Regions from separate parts of the Homo sapiens genome. Here all the other regions are linked to region 3. Evidence: chromatin loops called from intact Hi-C (ENCODE). Cell type or tissue: PC-3. All regions are shown on one strand. Each heading gives the region's core, and the rest is flanking DNA. Links, peaks and the distances in the headings are about the cores only. Region 1 has its middle 55 kb from the start of TMEM163. Region 2 overlaps TMEM163 (transmembrane protein 163). Region 3 overlaps ACMSD (aminocarboxymuconate semialdehyde decarboxylase).

Region 1 (11,210 bases), core at 8,596-11,095, 120 kb before region 3:
GTCCTTTGCAGGGACATAGATGCAGCTGGAAACCATCATTCTAAGCAAACTATCACAAGGACAGAAAACCTAACACTGCATGTTCTCACTCATAGGTGGGAGTTGAACAATGAGAACACATGGACACAGGGTGGGGAACATCACACACCGGGGCCTGTCGTGGGGTGGGGGGTTGGGGGGAGGAATAGCATTAGGAGAAATACCTAATGTAAATGACCAGTTGATGGGTGCAGCAAACCAACATGGCACATGTATACCTATGTAACAAACCTGCAGTTGTGTACATGTACCCTAGAAGTTAAAGTATAATAATTAAAAAAAAAAACCATACACCTGGTTTTCTTTTTTAAAAAAAGAAATTATAAAAGTATTCGAATAAAGTATAACAGAATTTGAGAATATGTAAAATACAGAATGCAGAGTGATTTTCTAAAGAATACACAAAGCCCAGAAACCATAGAGGAAGTTATTGATGCATTTGACTTGATAAAATTAAAATTTTTTCTACATGGCAACAAATACCTAAAACACACGAACTGCAGACTGGAAACATATTTGCATAATAAATATTAGGAGGTTAACTTCCCTAATACATAGAGTATTTCTACATCAATTTTAAATAGAGGTCAAGGAATCAATGTTTAAAAATAACCAACCGTGACTAGAAATCCACAGAAATCTAACTATAAACATACATGGCTCATGACCACTTAAAAGATGATCAGCCTCACACAAAACAACATAATATCATTTTTCATCTATTAGCTTGACACAGATAAAAAATTTAACAACAAAGTTTTAGTAAGGCCATGAGCAAACAGACTCCTACACGGTTGGTAAGAGTAGGTATGATCCACTTTGGAGGGGAGTTTGGCAATATCAGAATAAATGTGCATCTACTCTTTGGCCCTGCATTCCATTTCTAAGAGCTCATCCTTCAGATGAACAGTACCTGTGTGCAAAGATGTATAGTCAAAGTTGTAGAACAAAAGACTAGATATAACCTGTCTATCACTAGGGAATTAGTTAAACAAACCAAGGTACATCTATGCCAGAGAATGGAACATTACACTGTTATGGAAAAGAATGATTGCCTCTTATGTATGATGATACAGAACAATTTTCAAATTATATTTTAATGACAAAAGCAATATGCAAAACAGGGTGTGTAATATACCGCCATTTGTGGACAAAGGGGGAAATTGTATCTGTGCTCATACAGTCTCCGAAAGCATGCCCAAGAAAGTATATGGTGCTTGCATCTGGAGAGAGAGACCAAGGACTGTAAGTCTGCGGTAGAAGATAAATTTATTTTCATCATACATCTTATTCAGACTATGTGAATTGTTTGCCAACTACCTGCATCTGTTTTCAGTTAAGCAAACAAAATGTAGTTGAAAATACAACATTACAGATCATTAACTGAGTCCAAACCTCCCATTTCACAAACAAGGGAATGGAAGCCCAGCCTATTCATTCGTTGAATGCTTTTGAGTGCTGTTTTCGTTTCCTATTGCTGCAGTAACAAAGTGCCACAATTCAGTGGCTTAAAACAACACAAGTTTATTCTTACTGTTCTAGGAGGTCTAAAATGGGATGGAAGGACTGCATTCTTTCTGGAGGCTCTAAGGGAGAACCCATCTCTTTGCCTTTTCCAGCTTCCAGAGCCTGCCCGCATTTCTTGGTCCGTAGCCCCTTTCAACAATCACATCTCTCCAACCCTGCTTTCATCATCACATCTCCTTTGACTCTGACCCTTCTGCCCTCCCTCTCATAAGAACCACTGTGATTATGTTGGATCTACCCACATAATCCAGGATAATCTCCTCATCTCAAAACCCTTATTTTAATCATGTCTGCAAAATCCCTTTTTCCATGTAAGGTAACATATTCACAAGTTTCAGGATTAGGGCATAGACATTTTGGGGGATTATTACTCTGGCTACCACAAGTGCCTTTAAAACAGGAATAATACAAGGCGGTCATAGGAGAATAGAAAATTCCAGGCAGCAGTTTCACATGACAAGCAAAAGGAAACCGTTAAAATAGCTGCAGAAGCTAGGAACTGATTAAGACCCTGAAAAACAGGGTGTGGACCAAGCTGGTTTAGGATCGACTGGACCCAACATGGTAATGTACTTGATTAACATACAAATCACACACCCACCAGCACCATGACAGTTTTGAGAACACTCATATTTGGTGCAAAAATGGGTGGCATGGCAGTTCCGAGAAATCCCCACCTTTTCCCAGGAATTTTCATGACTATCCCACCCCTTGGTTAAAGAAAACCATAAAGGTAGCAGATCAACCTCCCTCACGCGTGTATCTCTTGAGTATGCTTGCACTCCCATGTGTTCAGTGTGTACTTTTCCCTTTGCAATCCATCCCTGTACTTTCACTATTTTCTGATGCATCTTTGAATTCACATTCTTGAGATGGCGTCAAGAACCTCGACACTAGCTGGGGTCGAGGTCCAACTGGTATTTGGGGACCTCCCCCAGCCCCAAACAACTGGTATCCCCTTTCCTGTGCTGGTGCCTAGTCTGAAGCAGGGACTGAAGATACAGCAGCGACAAGACATACAATCCCTGCCTCAGGCAATTCACATCCAGTAGGGGGAGGGAGACAGTAAACAACACACATGGATGAAATAAATACTGTTAGATGGTGACTCGTGACTCTTGCTACAGACAGATAGCAGGATATTGGGGGAAGGGGTGTTGGAACTGGGGTGGAGGAATTTAGAACCAGAAAGCCTTCACTGGGAAGATCTAATTCACTGGTGTGAAGATCTAGGGGAGATAAAGAAGTGGCTATGCAGACATCTAGGGGAAGAGCATTCTCAGCAAAGGGAACAGCAAATGCAATGGCTCCAAGGCTGGAGTGATTCTGAAATGTTCACTGCAGCACAGAAAATGACGTGTGTGGCTGGAGATGGGGAGGGAGATGGTAGGAGACAAGGCCAGAAAGAGCTGAGTGGGCACACAGTGCAGGGTCTTCAAGGCCGTTGTAAGCCTGCTTTTCATGTGGAATGTACTGAAGCTTCTGGAGGAATGTGAGCAGAGGTGTAACAAGATCTGTCTTACAAAAATCCTGTTAAAATGTAAGGGAGGAAACCAGGCAGTGATTGTGGATTAAAGATTGTGGTAATCCAGGTATTAGAAGGTGATAGTGTGGTTCATGGTAGTAGCAGCAGAGGTGAAGAGAAGTAATTTGATTTTATGAGACGACAGCATATGATATATACGCCAGACAGATTTATAGACAGATTGGATGTGGGATGTGAGAGAAAGTGATAAGTCAGGGATGACTCTAAGGGTTTTGGTCTGAGCAGTTGGAAAGATGGCACTGCTACAACTGGAGAAGCGGAAGAGCTTCAAAAGAAGCAGATTTGGGAGGGGCTGGGGGCCAGGAGACAAAGATTAGGAATTTAGTTTTGGACATGTTAAGTTTGAGAATCAGGCTTCCAAGTGGAGATGATACATGGGTAGCCATAAATCCAAATCTTGAGTTCAGAGGAGCGGTCTGATTGGAGATGAAAATCAGGAGTCAGAGAAATGGCACTGAAAAGCATGAGACTGAACTGCTACCAGAAAGGGGTCCCAATCCAGACCCTCAAGAGATGGTTCTTGGATCTCCTGCAAGAAAGAACTCAGAGTGAGTCCATAGAGTAAAGTGAAAGCAGGTGGATTAGAGAAGAAACAACAGAGAGGCTACCCCATAGAGCAGCCCTGAGGGTTGCTGGTTGGCTATTTTTATGGCTATTTCTTGAGTATATGCTAAGCAAGGGGTGGATCTTTCATGAGTTTTTTGGGAAAGGGGTGGGGATTGCCTCCCCAACTGAGGGTCCTCCCTCTTTTAGACTATATAAGGTAACTTCAGGCGTTGCCATGGCATCCGTAAACTGTCATGGCGCTGGTGGGAGTTTTTTAGCATGCTACTGCATTATAATTAGTGTATAATGAGCAGTGATGACGTTGCTTTCATGGCCATCTTGGATTTGGTGGGTTTTGGCCAGCTTCTTTACTGCATCCAGTTTTATCAGCAGGGGCTTTATAGCCTGTATCTTGTGATACCAGACCTACCAACCTCTTAGCTCATTCTGAGATTAAGAATGCCTAACGTCCTGGGAATGCAGCCCAGCAGGTATCAGTCTCATTTTACCCAGCCCTTATTCAAGATAGAGGTGCTGCGATTCAAACGCCTCTGACAGAACAATGGGCCATGGGTTGGTGAAGCCACAGCTTGGGCCCAGATCTACTTACACTTGCCCTTCTACACTGAAGACGTGAGGAGAGAACTGACTGTATTTGTTAGTTTTTGTTTTGTTCTGTTTGTAAAAGAATTAATTTCTGTTTTCCTTTTTTAGTAGGAAAGTATTTCATGTTCAACTTAGAGACTTTCTAAGAAAACATAATAAACATCAAAAATAAAAATTATTTATAATCTCATTAATCACAAATAATTGCTCTTAACCATTTGACATATTTTCTTTCAGACTCTCGCCAGTGTACAGTATATATTTTGTATGTCACACAGTGTCCTGCCCAAAAAGTATGAGTTGATTTGACTTTTTTATTTTATAAAAGAATGTGAGAAGGGAAACAGGCAGCCCCAATGGGAGGCTGGCCGGGAGAAAGAGTGGAGAATTACCATCCATCACTATCCCCAGTGCAGGCTTCCTGCCCAAGGAGGCTTGGTTTTGCATAAGAATTCTCAGTGCCCTGCCCTGGGCCATGTGGCCATGTGGCTCTGCCATCTGTTGAGCAGATAAGGGAGCCTGGGTTTCTGACGTGGGTCCCTGGCACCTGGTGAATACACCGGTAAATGGGCCTTTCGCTGGTGTGACTGTCTGGTGCATCACAGACCTTACCGCCCTGGGCTTCCCCCCACTCCGCAGTTGGGTAAGTGAGAGGCTGTTGCCGTGGCAGCAGGAAATTTGTTTCCTTATCCAAACTGTGAGGTTCAGGGAAGGTTATTCAGGAGTGGTTTCACAGTGGAAACAGAAAACTGTTTCAGACAAAATGGGGAAAAAAATAAATCTCAGGAATTCATTTTGTCTTCTTGGCTCCCAGAACATCTCATTCAGAGGGAAGCTGTCACCTTTCTGTTTCTGACCTGGCACGAGGCTCAGAACTCATGCCCTGCCTGTCTTTAGCCTGCTCTTTTTTTTCCCCCTTAATGTGAGGCCCAAAGTGAAAGTCCCCAGGGAGCAACTGCTCTAAATACTGATTCACAAATGGAGGAGGGGTGTGGGGCAAGATCTGCTGCGACCCTCCCCAGCCACACACCTTTCCCACTTTCCTGCCTCATCATCCCACATGCTCTGGCCAGGACAAAGTGAAAGTGTGACATGACCCCAGGGGCCCCAGGCTCAGGGTTTTCCTTTCCATGGAGGTCAGCGCCTCTTATCACAATGAATTCAGCACACTCAGCCTTACTCACTCCTGCCAGAGCCCAGCATGATGCATTGATAAAAGCACGGATTTTAGAGGCAGCACATTTGGGCTCAAATTCCCCCTTGAGCAAGTTCTTTAACTTCTTTCAGACTCAGTTTCCATGTCTGAACAATGGAAATGGTAATGCCCACGTCAGGTCTCTTAGGCAGACTAAATGGCTGCAAAGCCCCTGGCCTAGAGTACAGTCACAGCAAACATGACTTCCCTTCCCTATTCACAGAGGCCAGTCCGGTGGAAGTGGATTCCCTCTCTATATATGTTTCTTCTGGGGACCTCAGGAGGTCATCTGGTGACACACTTCTCCATTAGCATCTTCCACAGTGTTCCCAAAAAGGAATCACATGTCATTACCTTGACATTTGCAGTGCTTACTAAAATAGAACCTGATATGAAGTTCAGAGACTAAAAGTCACAATTCAGGGCCTAAAGAGGGTTCAAAATAAAAATTACCTGGGGTGAGAAGTTTAATTCGGGAAAATGTGAGTAACTCTCTTTGGGGAAAAAGGTAGATGCTTCCCAAAACTGCCTCAACAGAAACATTTAATGAGGAGGAAGGCCTGCTGGGGCCTGGGGATGGCACAGATGTCCCAGCCCCATGCGATGAGGCCCTCTTGGATTAGAACCATTGCTGGGCCCAGGTGTGGCCTGTGGAAGAACGTGCATGTGGGTCCCAGAGGAGTGCCTGAGCCCTGCTTTTATAAACAGCTTCATCAGATAATCTCCTGACACTTCGAAGGGGGAGTCCTCCCCACAGGAAACGCGAAAGCACAAGATAAGTGATCTTATCCTTTTCCACTTAGGCTTCTTCAGAAGAGACACAGCGGAGAGCAGTGTGTGAATGGAAGACAATTTTTACTTAAAGATTGTAGTTTCAAGATTATTTCTACAAACAGATACTAAATGCCTCCATGTGACAGGCAGGATAAAGGCCAACTCCTCACCACAGCATGACAGGCCAGGGCATCCAGAGGGATGTATGCTCCCTCCAGCCGCCCTGAACTTGACTCACTTCCTTGAGCACCCCGACAAAAACCCTCCTTCCTCATCCCAGCTCCAGGGGTGAATGGTGGCAGTGCCTAAACCAGGCCTGGCAATCCCATTTCCCTGGAGGTGATTCATTTGGGTGTGGGCATGGAACAGAGTTCTGGCTAAGAACTAGAAGGGAAATCTTTAGTTCCCTGGGGAGTGGGGAACCAAAAAGCACATTAAACAAAAAGCTCCTATTATTCTGCTGGACACGCCCATGTCTGTATGTGAAGCCAGGAACAAGGGCAACCACTTCGTAACTGAGAGTGAGCTAAGCTGATATGTGAAGATAACAAAGGGAAAAGGTGAAAAGAACCTGGGCTTTAGAGAATGTTGTTTGAGCTGCTGGACTAATTGGCCCTGCAGCTGCTCTACCTCAGGACTTCTTGCTGAGTGAGACAATACATTCCCCTATAGAGTGAAATAATACATTCTCCTATACAGTGACATAATACATTCCCCTATAGTTGTAGCCATTTTGAGATGGGTTTTCTGTTCGTTCCCACCAAAAGCATCCTAAGTGATACATGGTCCCATCGACTTGAAGTCGATTTTTAATGCTGTATTTTAATTATATACATAGTCACAAGACTAGATTGTTTTTCTCTGAAGCTTCTACTTTGTTTTTCAAGGGAGCAGGGGAAATGAGGGGCACAGCAAGAGAGAGGAAGCACAATCTTTCTTGGCTGTCTACGAACTGAGACTAGCATTTGCCTGGATGATTGTTTGTTCCTGTGGGGATGAGTGGTTGCCTTTTCACATTTCACTAGGGTGTATGTACGTGTGTGCTGTGAAGGGGAGGATGCACTTGGAGGATTGCTTGCAAAAGACAAGGAGCTGAAGGAAAAAGTTAAAGGAGTTCTTTTTCTGAGGGTTTTTATGGGAATCTATACATGGACAGCCAGGGACTTTTCTCCACTCCACACAAAGCCACCTGGCCAAGGGGGCGAGTAGGCATGCAAATCCAGCTCGTTCCCTGCTAATTGAAATGCCTGGCACTGGCTGCATCCACCTGGAGGAAGGGGCATTTTTCTAATCTGCACAAAGGTACGATAAGGGCTGGTGGTCACTTTATTGCAATATTGCTTCAAGGCCAGGTAACGAAGTGTGTCACAGAGGTCAAGAAGACCTATGTTCATATTTAGCCCAAAGCTGTTCTAGAAGTCCATTCCGGAAGTAGGGACTTTGGCAACAGCAGGAGAGAGCTTTCGGAACAGATGTTCTTGACATCTCGAAGAGCATGTCCCTATGTCTATAAATTGCTTTAAACATTTCATCATAGACCAGGTGTGCTAGACATATGTGCTAGATGGTTCAAATGTCATCTCTGAGCATGTCAGTTGTCTTAATCAAACATATGTGTTCTAGGGGTGATCAGTTGGCTTTACATCAGAAAGGCCACAACACATGCTTCTGATCGCATTTCCATCAATGCTTTGCCAATTAGGACAGTAAATGTCAGAAATTGCTGTTGAATGATGAAATTGGCGACTTGTTGATTAATGTGATTCATGGTTAGATATGCATTCTCGTTGGTGAAATAATGGTATTTAAGATATGTGGACTGCACAAAATACTTTAGAGATAGACAATTAAAACACAGCTTGCTAAATACTAGGATAAAGGGTCATCAGGCTGCTTGGATCAGACACATCACAATACATCAAGGCTTGAGGGGCGATCTTCCAGGGTGTGATCACTTGATCTGAGTCTTGCAGGATTAGCCAAGTGGCCAGGGTGGAGGAGCAGAATGAAAGGCATTCAAGTGGGATGGCAGCATGTGTGAGGGATTGCTGTTGTGACTGTGGGGTCCCCGGGGAGTCTGCAGGGAATTAAGCTCTTTGGCAGGTGGGGCATAGGATGCACTGGGTGGGGAGGGTGCAGGATAGAGTGGTTGGGGTAGCATCAGAGAAAGCTGAAGCTCCACGCAGTGCCCAGATCACAGAGAATATTGAACTTAATACTGAAGGTGATAGGAATTCAAAAGATTTTAAACACAGAAGGAACTTATTACAAAAATATTTTGTTAAAGGGCATCGAGGACAGACTGCAGTAGAAAAGAAAGATGGGAGGCAAGGCCATGGCAGCGGTCTACTGTGCGATTTTTAAAAAGACCCCATTCACTTATATTTACCCCTAATATTATTCTACTCCCATAAGTAGTCTATAATTAAGGTGTTTTTTTTTTTTGAGACGGAGTCTCACTCTGTCACCCCCAGGCTGGAGTGCGGTGGCGCGATCTCTGCTCACCACAACCTCCACCTTCCGGGTTCAAGCAATTCTCCTCCCTCAGCCTCCTGAGTAGCTGGGACTACAGGTACACGCCACCACGCCTGGCTAACTTTTGTATCTTTTGGTAGAGATGAGGTTTCACCATATTGGCCAGGCTGGTCTCAAACTCCTGACCTCTTGATCCACCTGCCTCGGCCTCCCAGAGTGCTGGGATTACAGGTATAAGCCACTGCACCCGGCCGATATAATTAAGACTTTTAAGTTGAAGGCTCATTGTTCTCTAGTACTGGTACTTGAATCAAGGAATGCTATTTATCATTACCAGTAAATCATGTTGCTGAGCAACTTCCCACCTGTTGAAGCAGCGGCCTTCTTTGCTTCAGAGAGAAGGCAGACACCACTGAGATCAAAGAAATCATAGCTCAGCTTTAAGTTTCAAGTATATTTGAATTCCATGGTGAAGACAATAATCTTGAAAGCTGGGCTTTGTTGAATGACAAGGGTGTTTTCTAAATTCTGAAACCTTCTGTTTAAATAAAAAGAAAAAAAGCTTCGATCATAGAGAAGGAAAGAACTTGGATAAAGGGGGAACATTTGAAAAGGGAAGAGGAAAGGGGGCAAAAGATCAAATGCAAATGCCTTGGCTTGTCCTGGGGGGTGGAAACTTCCAGAAGACGTGTAATGAGCCCACTCTTACGTTTGAAGAAACCTGAGAACACTGGGGGTTCTATGCATGAGGAAGCTGGAGGAAAGGAAGTCCCACACTAGGCAATGATGCTGTAGGGAAGTGGTGGAGCAGCTTCATTCAAGTGGAGTTAGTGGTCCCAGTGGACCACAGTCTACATGGTGCATGCAGGGCTCCAGGAGGGGATGTGGAAATACTAAGAAAATTGGTGGACCAGAGAAAGCCTGGGCACCAAAAAGAGGAGGCCCCACAGCGTAAGATCTTATGACTGAAGGATGTAGCAGGGACCTTCATATTTTGTGGTGACATCCAAAATTCCAGCCAGGACCTATTTGTCCTCAACATCATGGTTAGAGATGGCCCTGTAGGACAAGGGCCATCTAGTGGTCAGCAGGGGCAACCCATAGAGGGCACCACCCCGCCCCGCCCCACCACCTGCCACCTATACCCAGGTGCCCAAGGAGAGGGGAAGATACAGTCTTGAGAAAGAATGTAAATAGGGTAAAAATCCACTATTTACCCACAATTCACAGATTTAAACTGGGAGACTGAGTTAAATTTAATATAAAATTTTAAGTGTTTTCCTCAACACGGGCAAGACGGGCTCACTGAGTAAATACAAAATTACAGGCTTTGTGTGTGTGTGAGTTGTAGTGTGTAAACTTCTATCCTGCTTCATATATGTATGTGAGTATATATGCGTGTATTCATATACACACACAGACACACACACAGGCTTTTGGATTCCTTCTCTGACAGAAACGAACATGTCAAAAAATATGGCCCGATGTAGCAGACAACAAAAAATCCCAGTGAAGGGTGGCTTTCCAATGAAAAGGGTGAGCATTCATTTACAGAGTATAATCATTACAGAGTATAATCACTGAGCCCAAGGGACCAGACTTGGAGTCTTCGGACCCTAGTTCTGTTACCAGTGGATGGTGTCCAGGTTCTTGGCATTCTGAACAAAGAATTGTTCACAATGCACAAACAAAGCAAGGAAAGAATTAAGCAAAAAAGCAGAAATTTATTGAAAACAAAATTACACTCCACAGGGTAAGAGCAGGTCCCGAGCATAGGGCCTCAAACGCTCAAGAGCCGGTTATAGAATCTTCTGGGGTCCAAATACCCACCAGAGGTTTCCCATTGGCTACTTGATGTTTACCCCATGCAAATGAAGTAGTGGCTCACAATCAGTCTGATTGGTTGTGACCAATCAGAGGTACTTTCCATTTTCCATATGCCTGCAGAAAAGTGGGGTGGTAGGGGTTGCAAAGGGAGTAGCCTCTGGTCCTTTTGCTACTTAGGCATGGAAAGTTGGGATTTTCCTCTTGATTTAGTTCTAGGAAGTCAGCGTGAATTGGCCTTAGTTTCCCTGCCTCCAGACCCTATTCTCTTGTCTCAGTCCCACCACTGACTAGCCGTGATCTTGAGCAAGTCATTTTTCTCAGTGCCTCAGTCTCCTCGTCAGTAAAATGGAAATAATAGTACCCACTTCCTAGGGTTGTCATGAACGTGAAATAAGTTGATATTTGAAAAGCACTTGAAATAGCGCCTGGCCACACAGTTGGTGCTGTGTTTAATGAATGAACACTGCTCTCAGAACCTCAAACTCCGGAGGGTCCCCTGTGGTTGAAGGCACAGGGCACGTGTGAGATAACCATTTAGAATTTTTAAGTGTAAAATTATTTTTGTCCAATCTTCTTTTGGAATCTGGGCAGGTCCTTGGGCTGCAAAACTTCTTTTCTCCTAAACCTCTGTACTATGGATATAAGTTTCTTTTGCCTGTTTCTTACACTAAAGGA
Region 2 (2,500 bases), core at 1-2,500, 240 kb before region 3:
ACTAGACATCCTTGTCTTGTTCCAGTTCTCAAGGGGAATGGTTGTAGCCTTTGCCCACTCAGTATGACTTTGGCTGTGGGTATGTCATAGATGGCTCTTATTATTTTGAGATATATCCCTTCAGTGCCTTGTTTGTTGAGGGTTTTTATCATGAAGGGATGTTGAATTTTATAAAACGCTTTTACTTTGTCTACTGAGATGATCGTATGGTTTTTGTTTTTAATTCTGCTTATGTGGTAAATCATATTTATTGATTTGCATGTTTTGAACCAGCCCTGTATCCCAGGAATGAAGCCTACTTGATCATGGTGAATTAACTTCTTGATGTGCTGCTGGATTCAATTTCCTAGTATTTTGTTGAGGATTTTTGCATCTATGTTAATAAGGGATATTGGCCTGTAAGAACTTTTTTTGTTGTGTCTTTGCCAGATTTTATATCAGTGATGCTGGTTTCACAGAATGAGTTAGGGAGAAGTCCTTCCTCCTCAATTTTTCGGAATACTTTTAGTTAGTAGGATTGGTACAAGCTCTTCTTTGTACATCTGGTAGAATTCAGCTGTGAATCCATCTGGTCCAGAGCTCTTTTTGGTTGGTAGGTTTTTTATTACTGATTCAATTTCAGAACTCAATATTGGTCTGTTCAGGATTTCAATTTTTTCCTGACTCAGTCTTGGCAAGTTGTGTATATACCATGAAGTACCACACAGCCATAGAAAAGAAGAAAATCACCTCCTTTACAGCAACATGCATAAAGCTAGAGACCATTATTCTAAATAAAGTAACCCAGGAACAGAAAACCAAACACCACATGTTCTCACTTATAAGTGGGAGCTAAACATTGAGTACTTATGAACATAAAGATGGGAACAACAGGCTGGGCATGGTGGCGCATGCCTGTAATCCCAACACTTTGGGAGGCAGAGGCAGATGGATCACCTGAGGTCAGGAATTCATGACCAGCCTGACTAACATGGTGAAACCCCATCTCTACTAAATACAAAAAAATTAGTTGGGCGTGGTGGCGCATGCCTGTAATCCGAGCTACTTAGGAGGCTGAGACAGGAGAATCGCCTATATCTGGGAGGCGGAGGTTGCAGTGAGCCAAGATCGCGCCATTGCACTCCAGCCTAGGCAACAAGAGTGAAACTCCATCTCAAAAATAAAAAATAAAAAAGATGGGAACAACAGACACTGGAGGCCACTAGAGGGCGTGGGCGGGAGGAAGGTGAGGGCTGAAAAACTACCTACTGGGTACTATGCTCATTACCTGGGTGATGGGATCACTTGTATACTAAACCTCAGCAACATGCAACTTACCCATGTAACAAACTGATACACATACCCCCTGAACTTAAAAGTTGAAAAAAAAGACAAATAAATAAACATTTGCTTTAGAAACAAATAGCCATAACAGGAAGAAATGAGTATCGACTATTTTATTGTTACTTTTATTGATTGTCAGGCTGGTCAGAGTGATCCACTTGCGGATTCCTATAGACTTCAGAAACCTCCTACTATGCATAGGCAAAAGCCTATGAGAACATGAAGCAACATCCCGAAAGGCAGCAGAACTTGCAGAAAGAATGCAGCTAGGAAAAATTTAGTAACATTCACTGTTCCGATTTAACAGCTCAAAGGTCACAAAAACCTAGCTCTGAATTCAGGATTCTACTTGTTTTAGAGAACAAAAGCGACATGAAAGGCCTTTGTGAGGTTTTGTTTAAATGACAAACTCTCCCACCAGCACTACGTAGAAAGGCGGTCAATGTATAATATGAAAAATTAAATATTTTTCATGAGTTTTTGGAGGACAGATCCTGGTGTTGTTCTGAGTATTGGTATGAGCAAAGCAGAGCCTATGCCCCAGTTGTCACACTCATGGAGAAAAAGCGGAATGCATATTCCAAAACAATAGGTAACATAAACATCACTTATTTTTCTCTGAAATATATATATATATATTTTTTGAGACCGAGTCTCACTCTGTCGCCCAGGCTGGAGTGCATTGGTACAATCTTGGCTCACTGCAACCTCTGCCTCCCGGGTTCAAGCCATTCTTCTGCCTCAGCCTCCTAAGTAGCTGGGACTACAGGCGCCCGCCACAATGCCTGGCTAATTTTGTATATTTTTAGTAGACATGGGATTTCACCGTGTTAGCCAGGATGGTCTTGATCACCTGACCTCGTGATCCGCCCTCCTCAGCCTCTCAAAGTGCTGGAATTACAGGCATAAGCCACAGCACCCAGCCTGAAACATAATTTTTTATGAAGCATCTGCTTTGCAAAAGAACTCAAATACAGTCATGTGTCTCTTAACAACAGGGCTACATTCTGAGAAACGCATCATGAGGTGGTTCTATCATTGTGCAAACATCGCCGAGTGTACTTACACAGACCTAGATGGGATAGCGTACTGCATACCTAGACTATGTGGTATGGCCTACTGCTCCTAGGCTACAAACCTACAGCATGTTACTAGACTGAATACTATAGGCAACTGT
Region 3 (10,783 bases), core at 8,218-10,717:
CTAAGAGAACTGAAAATACATATCCACACACAAAAATACAGCTTGTATAAAAAAGTTCTTGGCAGCTTTATTCCAAATAGCCAAAAACTGGAAAAAGTGTTAAATGTCCATCCACAGAAGCATGGATAAACAAATTACCATATATCTGACAAAATGGAATACTACTCAGCAAAAAACAACAACAAAACAGAAAAGAAAAAAATAATTTGCTGATACACACTACAACATAGATAACTCTTACAAAAGGCTGAATGAATGAAGCTGGATCCCAGAGAGTGTATACTGTATGACTCCATTCATATGAAGTTCTTGAAGAGGCAAAACTAGTCTACGGTGAAAAAAAAAGACAAGTTATTACCTTTAGTGGGAGAACTGAGAGGAGAGAATGACCAAGAAGGAGCATGAGGGAGCTTTGTGGGGTGATGAAAATGTGCTGTATTTTGATAGGGATGTGGGCAATGCCAGTGTATTCTTTGTCAAAAATCAGCAAATTCATCACTCAAGAATTTGTGTTTTACTCTATGTAACTATTACTTTTAAAAAAGACATTGAATGCTAGCTAGTAGATTTGCTTTTTGCAGTGGTGTGGGTTAACAATTCTGAAAATACTTCATGTGCATTCTAGGCTCATGCAAATGAAGAAACAACATGAGTAAAATGGCAGGTGTCTCACTGTTGGATAAGGTAATTAGAAATCTGAAGAGTAGGAAGAAGATGAGAAGGTACCCTGCAGTGTTTGGATTGGAAATGGATATATTGGTATAATACATGGTTTTTAATATAGAAAGATATGGAAATATAGATATGTGTGTGTGAGGCAGGTATTTCCACATCAGTAGCAGTTATCACTTACAGCGCCCAGATCTTGGTTTCTAGTTACCATTTTCCATCAAAGGAAGCTAGTCTGCTTGGAGAAAAGGCTGTTTCCAAGACAGAGAAAGTATAAAGTGAGCTAGAACATTTTGTACCTGAAAGTAAGGAAGTACGGTCAGCCCTCTGTATTCACAGGTTCCACATCCACAGATTCAACCAACTGAATTGTCCAACAGGTCAAAAATAGTTTTAAAGATAAAATAAAATAACAGAATAACAAATACAAATATAAAGAATAATACAGTATAACAATTGTTTACATAGCAACATTGTATTAGGTAATATAAGTAAAGGATGATTTAAAGTATGCAGGAAGATGTGCATAGGTTATATGCAAATACTACATCATTTTATATATAGGATTTGAGCATCTGAAGACTTTGGTCTTGAGGGTAACTGTACTCAAAGAATGGTGGGGAAATAGCATAAGGATACAGGAGTCAACCTGAAGAGGTGATTCACATTGAGCAAACCTGAGATGATCTGGCTATCAAAATAAACAGTGATAATAATGAATTATAACCAATTGGATAAAATTAAGTCCATGAGTCCAAAATGATATAAATAAAAAGAATGAATATATTAATAAATAGGTGAACATATATATTTAATTTACATAAGTTAATGTGTTTGTATATATGAAGAAATCTCTTCTTTATAATGAATATAGAAATAACAATAGTTAGAAAATTATTACTGAATGATAATACCAGTGGATGAAAGTTGGAAAAGGACAAGATATTTAAATGATCTCAAAGTGGCTCCCCACAAATTGCTTATTAATCATGAAGAGAAAAAAATGGTGATTTCACATTAGAGAAACCCAGCAAACACCAACTTAACTAAATAATCAAAATTACCAATACTAAGACAAACCGACATGATATGCCCTGATATAATGCACTGAATAAGACTCAATATCACTTCGGTAGTATTCCTATCCCAAATGCGTAATTTGTACACAATCACGAGGAAACATCAGACAAACACAAACTGAGGACATTCTATAAAATAACTAATCTACAATCTTCAAAAATATCCCAGATGAAGAGTGACAAAAAAGGCCAACTGATCCAAATTAAGGGAAACTTCAGAGACATAACAACTAAATTTAATATGTGATCATCAATTAGATCTTCGACTAAGAAAAATAATTAGCTATAAATCACATTATGGGGGCAATTGACAAAATTTGAATATGAACTATGGATAACGAAATAACACTGTTATCAATGTTAAATTTCCTGATTTTGAGAAGTATACTGTGGTCATATAAAAAGTATCCCTTTTTTTAGGAAATAAACACTAATTTATTTAGGAGTAAGGAGCCATGACATCTCCAACTGACATATAGCTCAAAGAAGTGTGTATATATACATAAATATCTATGAGAAAATGATAAAGCAAAGATGGCAAAGTATAAACAATTGTTAAATCTGGGTGAAGATTACATGGAAGGTTCCTGAATTTTCTTGCAACATTTCTGTCAGTTTGAAATTCTGCCAAAATAAAAAAAAATTCCACCACATTCATTAATCAGTTAGTGAATAAAAAATAGGAGTTCAGACTAGTCAGGAAACCATAACATATCTGTATAACTATTCATGTTCTTTGCTCAATTTTTAATGGGGTTATTTGTGTGGTGTTTTTTGCTGAGTTCTTTGAGCTCCTTATAAATTATAGATATTAATACCCTGTGTCAGGTATACGGTTTTCAAATATTTTCTCCCATACTGCAGGTTGTCTTTTCACTCTGGTAATTATTTCTTTTGCTGTGCAGAAGCTATTTAGTGAATTAAGTTCCATTTGTCTATTTTTGTTTTTGTTGCTTGTGCTTTTGAGGTCTTAGTCATGAATTATTTGCCTAGACCAACGCCCAGGAGAGTTTTCCCTAAGTTTTCTCCTAGTATTTTTATATTTTCAGGTGTTGCATTTAAATTTTTAACCCATCTTCAGTTGATTTTTATATATGGTAAGAGATAGGGGTCCGAGTTCATTCTTTTGTATGTGGCAATCCAATTTTCTCATTTATTGAAAAAGGTGTCCTTTCCCCAGTGTATGTTTTTGTCAACTTTGTCAAAGCTCATGAATAGACACACTTCAAAAGAAGACATACAAATGGCCAACAAATATGTGAAAAAATGTTTAATATCACTGATCATCTGAGAAATGCAAATTAAAACTACAATGAGATATCATCACATGCCAATCTGAATGGCTATTATTAAAAAGTCAAAAATAACATATTGGTGAGGAAATGCAAAGAAAATGCTTATACACTGTTGGTGGGAATGTAAATTAGTACAACCTTTATGGAAAACAGTATTGAAATTTCACAAAGAACTAAAAATAGAACTACAATTCAATTCAGAATCCCACTACTGGGCATCTACCCAAAGGAAAAGAAATCATAATAGCAAAAAGATACCTACACTTGTATGTTTATAACAGCACTATCACAATAGCAAAGAAATGGAATTAATCTAAGTGTCCATCAGTAAATGACTGGATAAAGAAACTGTCATATATATGCACAATGGAATAATATTCAGCCATAAAAAGTATGAAATCATGTCTTTTGTAGCAACATGGATGGAACTGGAGGCTATTATCTTAAGTGAAATAACTCAGAAACAGAAAGTCAAATACCACATGTTCTTACTTACAAGTGGGAGCTAAATAATGTGTACACACAGACATGAAGTATGGAAAAATAGATACTGGGGACTTGGAAGGGTGGGAGGGTGGATGGAGGTGAGGATGAGAAATTACTTACTGAGTGCTATGTACATCATTCAGGTGATGGTTACACTAAAAGCCCAGACTTCACCATTATGCAATATCTCCATATAACAAAACTGCACTTGTACCCCTTACATGTATTTTTTTTTTAAAAAATCGGGTATAACTGGAAAACAGTGTAACTCATTTAGGGCTCCAGCAGAAAATAAGATGACATACATGAATTGGGAAAACTAAACTAGTAAAGGGAAATTAATAAAGGGATTATTGACAAAGTTGTGAAAAGCTCCATTACTATTCCAGGCCAAAACTTGAAGCTAGAGAGGCTCTGTAAAAAGGGCCTGTGCTGAAGTCTTAGGTTTCTATTGCTGTGGAAAAAATAAATAAATAAATAAATAAATAAATAAATAAATAAATCCCTGTGGACAGGAGCTGAGACTTCTAGTTGGAGGCTAGATGACTCCATGGAAGGCGCTAGGTAATTAAGTACTTTCCTTTCATTCTACAATCTCCTGCCTGTGTTGCTCATTAACTAAATCCATCTGGAAGCCTAGGGTCAAGGGAGTCCATTGTATACTTCATACAAGTCAGTCTCCAGGGGACAAGTAGGAGTGAAGAAGGATGGAAAGTTGATCTGGAAGAGCAAGCAGCAGATATCCAGAATGAAGGTGGATCAAGGTGGGGGAGAGGCCAAGAGAGCAAAAGCAAGAATGAGAGTGACAGAATAGAAATGAACATGATGTTGAGTAAATACTTAGATGACAACTTCAATATTAGCATAACATGCTGAGTTTTAATTGCCTGTGAAGCAGCCAAGTGTGGCTGTCCAGCAGGCAGTCACATACCAGAGCTTGAAGCTTAGGATGAGACTGACTGCCCAAGCAGCACAAATAGAGTGACAATGACAGAGAAGAAGTAAGTAGTTAACACTTAGATTTGCATTTTTCACCACCCATTTACTTTTGATTGAATGCATTTGATTTTTTCTTTATCACTCACTGAAACTGCATTTAATAAAGCTGCCAAATCCAACAGACACTATCCAGTCCTTATCTTTGTCTTCCTCTTGTCTCTTGTGAATCATTACTTATTAAATACCTTTTCTTCCAATATATCACACTGCATTTTTTTTTTTTTTTTTTGAGACAGGGCCTCGCTCTTTCACTCAGGCTGGATAATCATAGCTCACTGCAGCCTCCATCTCCCAGGCTCATGCAATCCTTCCACCTCAGCCTCCCAAGTAGCTAGGACTACAGGTGTGTGCCACCACACCAAGCTAATTTGTTTTATTAAGGTCTCACTATGTTGCCAAGGCTGGTCTTGAACTCCTGAGCTCAAGTGATCCTCCTGCCTCGCCCTCCTAAAGTGCTGAGATTACAGGTTTGAACCACTGTGCTGGCTACATATTTTTTTAGATAGTACTTCTTTCTAGTTCTCTTTCCACCTCCCTGTCTCTCTCTGCCTCTTTTGTAGGCATTTTCCCCCTGTCCTCCATTTCTGCAATCACTCCACCCACCATGTTGATGATTCCTATGATTCTATCCTTAGCCCTCCTCATAAACCACGGAGGCCAGAAGGCAGTGGAAGACAAATTTAAAGTACTAAAAGAAAGAAGAAAAAATACTGTAACCCTGTAATGTGAGAACTCTATTTCAAGCAAAACTATCCTTTAAGAATGAAGGAGAAATTAAGACATTTCTAGATGAAACAAACTGAGCTAATTCATCATTAGTAGACCTGCCATACAAGAAATGCCAAAGGGAGTTCTTTAGGCTAAAATGGAAGGACACTAGACAGAAGAAGTCACAAGGAAAATTAGAAAACATTAGACATGAATAGAATACAAAAACACAACATTCTAAAACTTATGGATGCAGCTAGAAGTAGTACTTAGTGAAAAATTTATAGCTGTAAATGCCTATATTAAAAAAGAAGAAAGACCTTAATTCGGTGGCCTAGGACTTGGCCTTGAGAGCTAGAAAATGCAGAGTAAACTAAATCCCAAGCAAGCAGAAAAATATATATAAATATTAGAGCAGATATAAAAGAAATAGATTATAGAAAAACAATAGGGAAAATCAGTGAAACCAAAATTTGGTTCTTTGAAAAAATCAACAAAATCGGCAAACCTTTAGCTAGACTGACCAACAAAAATAAAGAAAAAAGATTCAAATTACTAATACTAAAATCACAAATGAAATAGGACGGCAGTACTACAGAACTTACAGAAATAAAAAGAATTATAAGTAAAAATTTGAGCAACTATATGACAACAAATGAAATAACCTAAATGATTTATGAAATTCCTAGAAAGACTAACAAAACTGGCTGAAGAAGAAATAGAAAGTTCAAACAGGTCTATATTAAGATACTGAATTAATAATTTTCAATCTTCCCACAAAGAAAAGCTGATGACCAGATGTCTTCGCTGGTGAATTCTATGAAAAATGTAAAAAAGAATTAAAACAAATTCTTCACCAATGCTTCAAAAAATATAAAAGAGCTCAATAAACAAGGAGTGGAAGGGAACATCCTCAACCTAATAAAAAGCATCATGAAAAACCCACAACTAACATCACACTTAATAGTGAAAGACTGAAAGGCTCTATTCTCATCACTTCTATTCAACATTGTACTGGAGGCTCTAGTCAAGGCAATTAGGCAAGAAAAACAAAGAAAAAGCATCTAGATTGGAAGAGAAGGAAAAAAATTTTCTCTACTTGCAATTGAGACGGCTTTGTATCTAGAAAATCCTAAAGAATCCACAAAGAAACTATTAGGGCTAATAGATTCAGCAAGCTTAGAGAGTACAAGATAAATAAAAAATTAATTGTATTTCTATTTGTTAGCAATGAATAATCCATAAATGAAATTGAGGACACAATTCCATTTATAATAGCATCAGCAAGAAAAACATTTGTGAAAAATATAGCCAAAAAAGGCACAAAATATATACCCTGCTGTAATCCAAGCACTTTGGCAGGCCAAGGCGGGTGGATCATAAGGTCAGGAGATCAAGACCATCCTGGCTAACACAGTGAAACCACATCCCTACTAAAAATACAAAAAAATTAGCCGAGTGTGGTGGCATGCACCTGTAATCCCAGCTACTAGGGAGGCTAAGGTAGGAGAATAGCTTACCAGGAGGTGGAGGTTGCAGTGAGCTGAGACTGTGCCACTGCACTCCAGCCTGGGCAACAGAGTGAGACTGCATCTCAAAAAAGAAAAAAAATATATATATGTTATATATATAATATATATATAACATATATAATATATATATATGTTACAAAACATTGTTGAAGAAAATTAAAGAAGACCTAAATGAAAAGACATTCCATGTTCATTGATTCAAAAACTTAATGTTGCTAACTGGCAATACCCCCCAAATTGATCTACAGATCCAATGCAATTGCTATCAAAATTCCAGATGTCTTTTTTTTTTGGCAAAAATTGATAAGCTGATCCAAAAATTCATATGAAAACGCAAGGGGGCCAGGTGCAGTGGCTCACACCTGTAATCCCAGCACTTTGGGAGGCCAAGGTGGGTGGATCACCTGAGATCAGGAGTTTGAGACCAGCCTGGCCAACATGGCAAAACCCTGTCTCTACTAAAAATACAAAAATTAGCTGGGTGTGATGGCGTGTGCCTGTAATTTCAGCTACTTGGGAGGCTGAGGCAGGAGAATTGCCTGAATCCGGGAGGCAGAGGTTGCAGTTAGCCAGGATCGCACCATTACACTTCAGCCTGGGTGACAAGAGTGAAACTCCGTCTCAAAAAAGAAAATGCAAGGGATCCAGAATAGCCAAACAATCTAGAAAAAACAAAATTGGCACAGTCACATTCCCAACTTCAAAACTTTCTACACAACTACAGTAATCAAGACTCTATGGGACTAGCCTAAAGACAGACATAAAGATCAACTGACTTTCAACAAGGGTGCCAATACAATTCAGTGTGATAAAGAATAGTCTTTTCAACATATGATAGTGAGATAAGAGTAGATATCCACATGTAAAAAAAATAAATAAAGTTGGACTCCTTCTTTACACCATGCAAATTAACTCAAAATGGATCAAAGACTTAAATTGAAGAACTAAAACCACAAACTCTTAGAAGAAACCATAGGTGTAAATCTTTGTGACTTTGGGTTAGGCAATAGTTTCTTTGCTATGGCACCAAAAGTACAAGCATCCAAAGAAAATAATAGATGAAGAAGACTTCATCAAAATTTAAAACTTTTGTGCTTCAAAAGACAATACCAAGGAAGTAAAAAAGACAACTCACCGAATGGAGAAAATATTTGCAAATCATGTATCTATAAGGCTCTAGTATTCAGAACACACAAAGATCTCTTATAGCTCAATGATAAAAAGATAACAAAATGGACATGAATGTACACAAGGGATCTTAGTAGACATTTCTCCAAGGAAGAGATACAAATAGCCAATAAGCACATGAAAAGATGTTCAACATAATTACTTATTAGAGAAATACAAATAAAAACTACAGTGAGATACCACCTCATACCTACTGAGATGGCCATAATCAAAAAGATGAATAACCAATGTTGGCGAGGATCTGGAGAAACTGGAACCCTCATACATGCTGGTGGGAATGTAGAAAGCTGCAGCCATGGTAGAAAATAGTTTCTCAAAATGTTAAACATGGACTCACCATATGCGCCAGCACTTCCACTCTTAGGTACGTATTGATTCAAGCAATAACATGGGTGAACCTTGAAAACATTAAACTAAATGAAAGAAGGCTACATATTATGTGATTCCATTTATGTGAAATGTACCAACCAGGCAATTCTGGAGACACAGAGGGTAAACTAGTGTTTTCCAAGGGCTGGAGGGAGAAAAGAATGGGGAGTCACTGCTAATGGGTACAGGGTTTATTTTGGAGGTGACAAAAATCTGTGGTTATATAAGATGAAAAAAATTTTTTTAAACATTCTATAATTAGTGGAAATGATTACACAAACTTATGAATATACTAAAACCCATTGAATTATACACTTTAAAGGGGGTGAATTTTATGGTATGTGAATTATATCTCAAAAAAAAAAGAAAAGGGGATATTCTGACCCCCAAGCCCTAGTCCTACTCCATGGAGGAAATTAATGTTATTTGTTTCTTAGATACCATTCCTGAAATAGACTGTATATATACAAACATATATTTGTGGGTCTATAGGTACCTTATTGAAAACAGAAATCAAAGCATAGCAGACACATTGTTCTAGACTCTTTATTTCTCTTTATAACTTCAAGATCATTCTTCTTTACACTGTAACTTGGAGATTATTCCATTTCAGCATATGTAAGTATTCTTTATTCTTTTCTATTTGGAGATATTCTGTAATTTAATTGGCCAGTCTTTTGCTGTTCCAAATAATGTTGCAATTTATTTCTTTGTATATCTTTCCAGCACAAGTGTATGAGTGGAATACATTTTGAGAAGTAAAATTTCTGGTTTGAATTTTTATTTTATTTTACTTTGATAAATTGCCATTATTGACATAATATCTTTCTCACTTGATTATGAGTTCCTTCAGAAAAGGAACCATGTCTGTTTTGTTGACAAGGGTACATCTAAATTCTAGCACATTGTCTGACACAGTGCTTAATATATTTGTAGATTGACAAGCCTACGTATTTTATTGTATAAAGTGTCAAATGGAAATTCAAAGCTATACTGTTCAAAAACTTATGATCCAGTTTATAGGAATTGTTTATAGGAACTGATCCAGAGATAGGGGATTTTCTTTTTCTATTTTTTGTTTTTGTTTTTGTTTTTTTTTTTTTACTTTTTATCGAGTTATTTGTTTTTTATGTTTCCTTTCCTACTCTGTTAATAGTATGTTTTGAAAAACTGTGGAATCAATTGCAATGTATCATTCTAAGAAAGACAGAATCCCTTAATTTCATCTGAATATATATATTTTAGTAAATAAATATCAATTTCTTATATTTCAGTATTCTATATTTCAGTTATTTAAAAAGAGAGAGAATGGGGTTGATTTGCAACAAAGAGACCTAATAGTGACACCTGCTGGAAAAAAAAAGTCAGAATAAAATTTGAACCATTAAATCTTTTTAAAATTTTAGACAAGTTTTATGTTTCTATTAATCAGGAAAAAATGTGTTATTTTTATGACAGGAATGTTTGTAATAAGTAAACAATTGTTTACAGGAGGCTCTTTCATGTTTTACAAAACAACAGAGAAATATATATTTTGTTTTTTAGGATAAAGTCATTTTGGGAACCGATTACCCCTTTCCACTAGGTGAGCTGGAACCTGGGAAACTAATAGAGTCCATGGAAGAATTTGATGAAGAAACAAAGGTATAATGTCTTTTACTTCACGGCTTTCTTACTGACTTTTCCTGCTCTAATTGGGTTTGGTTTCAGAGCACTTTGATATATAAAAACAAAGAACAGAGGAACCATTACACTGAATTCCCTAAAACTATTACTCTATCTCCATAAATAGCTAAACTATTAAAGGACAAAAAAAATGACAAAGCTGAAAGTCAGCCTAGTACAACTAAATTCATAAACCCAAGAAAGAAAGTTGTATAGAAGGATATGACAATAAAATATGCCTGCATGTTAGATAGATCATAGGAAAAATGTCTAAATTTTTTCTATATTACTTCTGTTACAAATCTACCAATCTCAAAAGTTGTAATAACTCTAGTTATTTAGATGATGAAACTAAAGTCTTGATTAAAAGGATCCAAGGAATCAGATCCTTTAAGTAACTAGACTTTATTTTTTTTCCCGGCGTTTGACTTTTAAGGCAGGTAAATGATACTAATATGTGCTATAATGCTACCATTACCTAGTCTACCCCTTAGACTCCTAAACCAAGATGAGTTTAAAATGAGATGCAGTGTCTTCAGTTTCCCTCTCCTTTGCCACTCCTTCCACACCCCCATCCTCCAAAAAAATAAGTTCTTCCTAAGACCTTCACTGCCCATCACTCCCAGGAGTCAGGGATGGCCAAAAATAACAATATGAGAATATATAAACTCTTAATAAATCTTACAAAACTTTTAGTTGTAATCCTTTTGCATAATTCTTGGCTTTCTTCTAAACTAGAATCCAAAAGTTACCTTGAACTCTCCCTGCCTTAACTATTAAAGATATTGTTCAT

The links. Peaks named below come from ENCODE experiments on the same cell type or tissue, not always from the same donor. Only the 100,000 strongest peaks of a DNase experiment are listed, where the experiment ranks them.
Region 1: a loop joins it to region 3, with 2.2 times the contacts of the local background. A loop is called at or near these places in 20 of 110 quality-filtered maps.
Region 2: a loop joins it to region 3, with 11 times the contacts of the local background. A loop is called at or near these places in 16 of 110 quality-filtered maps.

The regions. Positions count from the first base shown.
Region 1 is chr2:134,768,774-134,779,983 of GRCh38, forward strand. No RefSeq gene overlaps it. Among named protein-coding and RNA genes, the nearest start is that of TMEM163, 55 kb to the left of the region's middle. In PC-3, for the core only: a CTCF peak has its summit at 9,829 (motif pointing left); no DNase peak of the experiment used is centred there.
Region 2 is chr2:134,656,649-134,659,148 of GRCh38, forward strand. The region is part of intron 2 of TMEM163 (transmembrane protein 163); the gene reads right to left. Among named protein-coding and RNA genes, the nearest start is that of TMEM163, 61 kb to the right of the region's middle. In PC-3, for the core only: CTCF peaks have their summits at 1,212 (motif pointing right) and 1,417; no DNase peak of the experiment used is centred there.
Region 3 is chr2:134,888,471-134,899,253 of GRCh38, forward strand. It overlaps ACMSD (aminocarboxymuconate semialdehyde decarboxylase), which reads left to right. Exons shown (of 10, transcript NM_138326.3): 9 at 9,871-9,969. All of the region lies in intron 1 of CCNT2-AS1 (CCNT2 antisense RNA 1), which reads right to left. Among named protein-coding and RNA genes, the nearest start is that of CCNT2-AS1, 25 kb to the right of the region's middle. In PC-3, for the core only: a CTCF peak has its summit at 9,706 (motif pointing left); no DNase peak of the experiment used is centred there.